2 separate regions of the Homo sapiens genome follow, and region 2 is linked to region 1. A link is a loop called in an ENCODE intact Hi-C map of the cell type or tissue named here. Cell type or tissue: heart left ventricle. All regions are shown on one strand. Links, peaks and the distances in the headings refer to the core of each region. The heading gives the core; the rest is flanking DNA. Region 1 has its middle 230 kb from the start of LINC01985. Region 2 overlaps TGFBR2 (transforming growth factor beta receptor 2).

Region 1 (2,922 bases), core at 149-2,648:
GTAGTCACTATGTGACTTCATCTCTCCTGAGGGAAAGAACAGGGATATAGATCAGCCTACCTCTCAAGTCTCCATGATTCTGTATTCTCTTTTAAAAATACCTTCAGTGCATTCAGTGTCTCCAGCAAGCTGATGAAGACTCAAAGTTACCTGACCTCTGGCTGAATGGAAGGTTCTCAGTGTCATGGAACATTGATAGTCAAGAGAAGAATGCTCCAGAGCTGATACCTAAGAAGGCTGCTGGTGGTGGAGAGGGTGCCTATAATGGGAAGGCCGGAGCTACTACCAGAGTAGAACATCTGAAACAGAGAAACTTCTGCATTGCAAATTAGGTTGGGCTTAGTTTCACCTGTGATTTATAGCTAGGTTCATTTCTTCCTGTTTAACTTGGTTTTTGTTATTTGTATCTGTTTAACATGGTAATAATGGATCATTTTCATTAAGATGGTATCATGCCCTGAAAATGATGCCTTAACTGGAGGGATGAAGAATTCCGCAATGACGTCTGTCATTCTTTAATTAATTAGAGTGCACCTAATAAAACCCAGAAGAATGAATATCCTGTCTGAACACAATTACATTATGTCTGCATAAGGGCCTGCATTTGACTGTTCTGGGCTTCCTGTTTCTCCACATGTTGCAAAAATATGGACAACTTGAGCATATCACATAGCTATCGCATATTGGGTTATGGGAGCCAAACTTAAAGATGGGTTCTGGAATTTAATTTTGCAAGTATTCAGTTGAAAGAAGGATTTTTGCTGTTTGTTGAGGTTAAAATATCTTAGTGAAATCTGAAGTAAACTAATTAGTTGTAGGTCAGGGAATTATTTTAGTATTTCACAACATGATTGTTTTTACTAAGTCCAAAATTTGCCTAAAATTTAGTGATTTTACGTTCACATTTTTTAAAATAGTCCTAGTTTCATATTTATTTACTTTCCATTCCTAGGGAGGTTCATGTTAGTCACGTCATAGTGACCAAATTTTTGGTTTAGAAATTAGGAACATACTAAAAATCTGGCAAAAGAGAATGTGTGTTTTACTTCATGGCATCATTTTTATTTTGTTTAGTTTTTACTTGCCAAAGCTGCCAAAGTGGAACATACAGGAGTTGACATAAATACTGCAAACTGACAGGCAATCCAAATATTTCTTTCTGTGGTACAGGCTTTTTTGTTAATAGTAAATTTGGGAAGAATCTTTAAATCAGCTTCTAAGAAATTGGTTGAGCCAAATGTACGGGTAGCATTCAGTACAGGTTGATTTCTGCTGCTACTTTTACTGGCAAACAATGGCCAACTGCCAAGCCATGGTCAACCCACACAGCTGTTTTCAATGATTCATTTCCCTTGATTTCCCAGCTGACCCATTCAGAAGGAGAATAGCAGTTTTCACACCCCAGTTGCTAGCCTTGTTGCTGCAAGGAGCCCTCCCCTTCAATTGTGGGAGTATTTTGAAGGCTAAAGTAAGATACAGTTGTCCTCAGAAGCAAAGTTGATTCTATGCCTAGAATATAAGCAGGCAAAAAAGGCTGAGAAAAGTCTGGGAAATGTTGATTTCATGGTGAGGTGCTTACCATGGCTCTGATTCATAATATGCCTACCTCTCCAGCTTTCTCTCATACCACACCCTGACCTTAGCCTGGCATTCCAACCACCCTGGCAGTTTCCAAAGTACAGAAGGTTCTTTTACCCATTGGTACCAGTGCTATTCCTAATGGTTAGAATACACTTCTCTCTTGTTTGTTTGGAAAAATCCTGCTACCTCCAAGGTGCAATCCAAGTATTAAAGTCTCTGGAAGCTTTTTCCTGAACCCCCAAAGGTGGGTTAGATCATGCATTATTAATGGAGCAATGTTGCCCAAAAGGGGTGAAAATTGGCACTGGAAGGCAAAAAAAATCTTACTTTTTAATGCATAAAGCATGGATATACATATAATATGTAAACAGATGTGTAATTTATCTGAGGCATTTCAATTTCAATTAGAAGGAGTGAGATTAAAAGAATGTCTAAATAGGCTTTTTAAGGTGGTATTGAACTTTTGTTGAGTCGAGAAACCTGGGTTACAATACTATTTAGCTTGTTTTAAGTCACTGATTTTTGAATGTTTGCTGCCCAGCATCATTGCAGCAAAAGCTGACTCATACCCTCTTTCCTTAAGGCCATCTCTCCTTCTACCCCAGTCTCACGATTTGAAACTTTTTGAGGCCTGGGGCACTGTTTTGGGCTTCACTGCCTCTATAGGACCAGACACACTGCCAGAATAGAGCAGATACTCAGAAAATGTATGTCCAATGACTTCAATGGGATCATAATTTCTCAGTCTTACTCAAGGCTTTTATACCCATTGTGTTCTACAAAACAGCCTTCCATCCCTTCCAAATTTTTCTGCATCCTATAATTGAATGAGTTGGTGTTTTCATGAATTTTTTTACTCCAGCTACAACAACTAAAGAAGTGATGACTCAAAGCTGAATTTACACCATAGATGTGTCCTGTTCAAATATCCAGTCAATGTTGCAGCTTAGCTCTTATGACATTGATTAACATACTCCATTTCCAAAAGGCACAGTGCATACCCTGTGGATACAGGGTAACCATGCCTCTGTCATGACAGCATTTTCACTGTAACATCAGTTAGATCAGAAGTACTGGGTGCTCGTTTGCAGCCCTATTTGCAGCTTTCTACAGTGGCACAGATTCCTGTGACTGTTTTAAATTACTGGAAAAGTCAATATTGGAAAATTTTTCTTAGTATGATTTGTATATGCTATGGTTTGACTGCATTCCCTCTCAATTTCATGTTGAAACTTAATCACCAATGTGATAGTATTAAGAGGTGAAACCTTTAGAAGGTGATTAAGTCATGGCGGTTCTGCCCTCTTGAAAGGTATTAATGCCCTATAAAAGAAGCTTCTC
Region 2 (2,922 bases), core at 112-2,611, 340 kb after region 1:
AGAGGAAAAGGAGATGAAATAAGAATTTTAATATTCTTTTTTTTTTTTTTTTTTTGAGACAGAGTTTTGTTCTTCTCACCCAGGCTGGAGTACAATGGCACGACCTCAGCTCACTGCAACCTCTGCCTCCTGGGTTCAAGTTATTCTCCTGCCTCAGCCTCCCGAGTAGCTGGGATTGTAGGTGCCCACTACCACACCTGGCTAATTTTTGTATTTTTAGTAGAGACAGGGTTTTGCCATGTTGGCCATGCTGCTCTTGAACTTCTGACCTCAGGCAATCCACCCTCCTCGGCTTCCCAAAGTGCTGGGATTACAGGCATGGGCCACTGCACCTGACCAGAATTTTAATATTCTTAAGTCTTAATATTCTGTGGCACTTATTGGAAATGGTTGAAATATAATGCTTTTAATTTAGCATGTCATTGGTTCACTCTCAAAACTACTGAAAAGCACTTATCTTTCAAGATTTTAATGATGATGTTGGTGAGGACGTTTGTGGTAAGTAGATAATCACTTACATTATTCAGCACTTTACAAAGCATTTTCACAAACTCTTGAGTATTGGTTGTTATCAGTTTATTACTGAGATGCCTGTGGTGTCTTCAGGGGACAGGAGAGAATATGTTAACTTCTTGAATAACTGCTGCAGCCGTAGTTAGCCCCCTATGAGCCAAGCCTATTGGCTTTGTTACTCCCAAGGTATAACTTATTTCATATATATAAGCAACTTGACTAAGTATTAGATGTCTGTGTAAGCCATTTTCTGTGAGTCAAAACAATTTTGTTCTTCCTTATGTCTTTCTTCAGAGGTACATCTTTAATAAGTTCTGGGAAGGGAAGTGAAAAACAATGCTTGACCTCTGATACAATGTACTGTTTTGATTATGATCAGCACTTTAATAAAATTTATCATCAAGAAAGTCTTTGGAGTGAGCCCCTGAAAAGCTTGGGAAAGTGATTGATATGGTGTCACTTTTCTTAAATTACCTTCCCATGTTGCTTTAGATGACCAGGGAGGCTAACTTCACTCTTGTGCTCTCTAAATTGAACTGTCCTGAAGTTTTAAGAAAATGAAATGATCAGACTCAGCAGTTCAAGATTGTGTTGGTTGATAGCAGCCACTTAGACCTCAGTTCACTATGGGTTTCTGTGTACTTTATTGGTGGTCACCAAGATGCAATGAAAGGTCCTGATTTTGTGAACATTTCTGCCCACACCCTTCTTTGGTACATACCTTTTGAGAATATGTAAAATGTCTTTCATTGTTAAAATAGCTGTTAAATAATATTAAAGGCAAAAAAAAAAGTCATGAAAATAGTCATTTGCGTACTTCTTCAGGCAGATAGAAAACTAGTACCAGCCAGTGCAATGGCTCAGGCCTGTAATCCCAGCACTTTGGGAGGCCGAGGCAGGCGGATCACGAGGTCAGGAGTTTGAGACCAGCCTGACCAACATGGTGAAACCCTGTCTTTACTAAAAATACAAAAATTAGCTAGGAGTGGTGGGACACGCCTATAATCCCAGCTACTCAGGAAGCTGAGCCAGGAGAATCACTTGAACCCAGGAGACAGTGGTTGCAGTGATCCGATATCGCACCACTGCACTCCAGCCTGGGCAACAGAGCGAGACTTTGTCTCAAAAAAAAAAAAAAAAAAAAAAAAAAAGAGAAAGGAAAAAGAAAAAGAAAAAGAGAAACTAGTACCAGGAAAACAGAAAAAAGAAGTGATTTGAATAATTTCAGTATGATTGAGACATATGGGTGAAAGATCACCAGAGGGAAAAATGTCTAGTCTGATAACTTTGAAGAAAACATATTGACCATGTCTAGTTATAATAATCTTTTAATAATCTCACAGTAATAGAAAGCTTCATTATTTTCAAAACAGTTTCACTTTCCTGTCATCTGTAATTTTAAAAACAGCTCTCTGAGATGGATATAATTATCCTGTTTTACAGATGTGGAAATGGAGGCCCAGAAAGATGAAATCATCTGCCCCAGCTGTAATAGGACTGCCCATCCACTGAGACATAGTAAAGTATCATTAATTAATCTTTTCATCATTTTTCTATTTTTAGTCATGCTCCCTCACTGCTTAATTTGTAAGTAAATCTAAGATAAAAATCTATAGTCTCCTCGTATTTTCATATTTTCATAGCTAAATTGTTAAAGAGGCGATGGCAGTGTACTCATCAGGAGACTTGTTCTTGCCTCGAACATTAAAAGCCCAATTTAAGACTGGAGAATTTCTTCTTTGAGGGTTTTGTCCACCCATCATAAGAGATTTCAAACTATGTAATGAGTCATTTTACTTTTCCCCTTTTCTTATGGGGACAGCTTCTCTTTAATACACCGTGTGGTCTGCCCTCTTGGAGGTTGTGTCACCATTATCAGTAGACAAATGCTGCCATGTGTAAAAGGCTATGCCAGTTTCTGCAGTCCTGTAGTTTTGCCCCTCACTAGAACTTCAAGTTGCTTAACCTAATCAGGAATACGGGCATCTTTACATAGGAAGTGCACTTCTTCATCATATAGACATAGAGGTCAGGTATTATTATCTTTGGCTTCCTTTCTCAGAAATTCTTAAACATGAATGTCTGAATAAACATACAGAGAAGAGGTTGGGCGCTGTGGCTCATGCCTGTAATCCCAGCACTTTGTGAGGCCAAGGTAGGTGGATCACCTGAGGTCAAGAGTTCAAGACCAGCCTGACCAACATGGTGAAACCCTATCTCTACTAAAAAATACAAAAATTAGCTGGGCATGGTGGCGGGCGCCTGTAATCACAGCTACTCGGGAGGCTGAGGCAGGAGAATCGCTTGAACCCAGGAGGTGGAGGTTGCAGTGAGCCGAGATCATGCCATTGCACTCCAGCCTGGGCAACAGACCAAGATTCCATCTCAAAAAACAAACAAATAAACAAA

The links. A loop is a pair of places that touch in the nucleus more often than their neighbours do. Peaks named below come from ENCODE experiments on the same cell type or tissue, not always from the same donor. Only the 100,000 strongest peaks of a DNase experiment are listed, where the experiment ranks them.
Region 2: a loop joins it to region 1, with 4 times the contacts of the local background. A loop is called at or near these places in 2 of 110 quality-filtered maps.

The regions. Positions count from the first base shown.
Region 1 is chr3:30,284,846-30,287,767 of GRCh38, forward strand. No RefSeq gene overlaps it. Among named protein-coding and RNA genes, the nearest start is that of LINC01985, 230 kb to the right of the region's middle. In heart left ventricle, for the core only: no CTCF peak of the experiment used is centred there; a DNase peak (open chromatin) is centred at 1,326; H3K27ac peaks cover 1,529 bases.
Region 2 is chr3:30,621,243-30,624,164 of GRCh38, forward strand. The region is part of intron 1 of TGFBR2 (transforming growth factor beta receptor 2); the gene reads left to right. Among named protein-coding and RNA genes, the nearest start is that of TGFBR2, 16 kb to the left of the region's middle. In heart left ventricle, for the core only: no CTCF peak of the experiment used is centred there; no DNase peak of the experiment used is centred there; H3K27ac peaks cover 1,457 bases.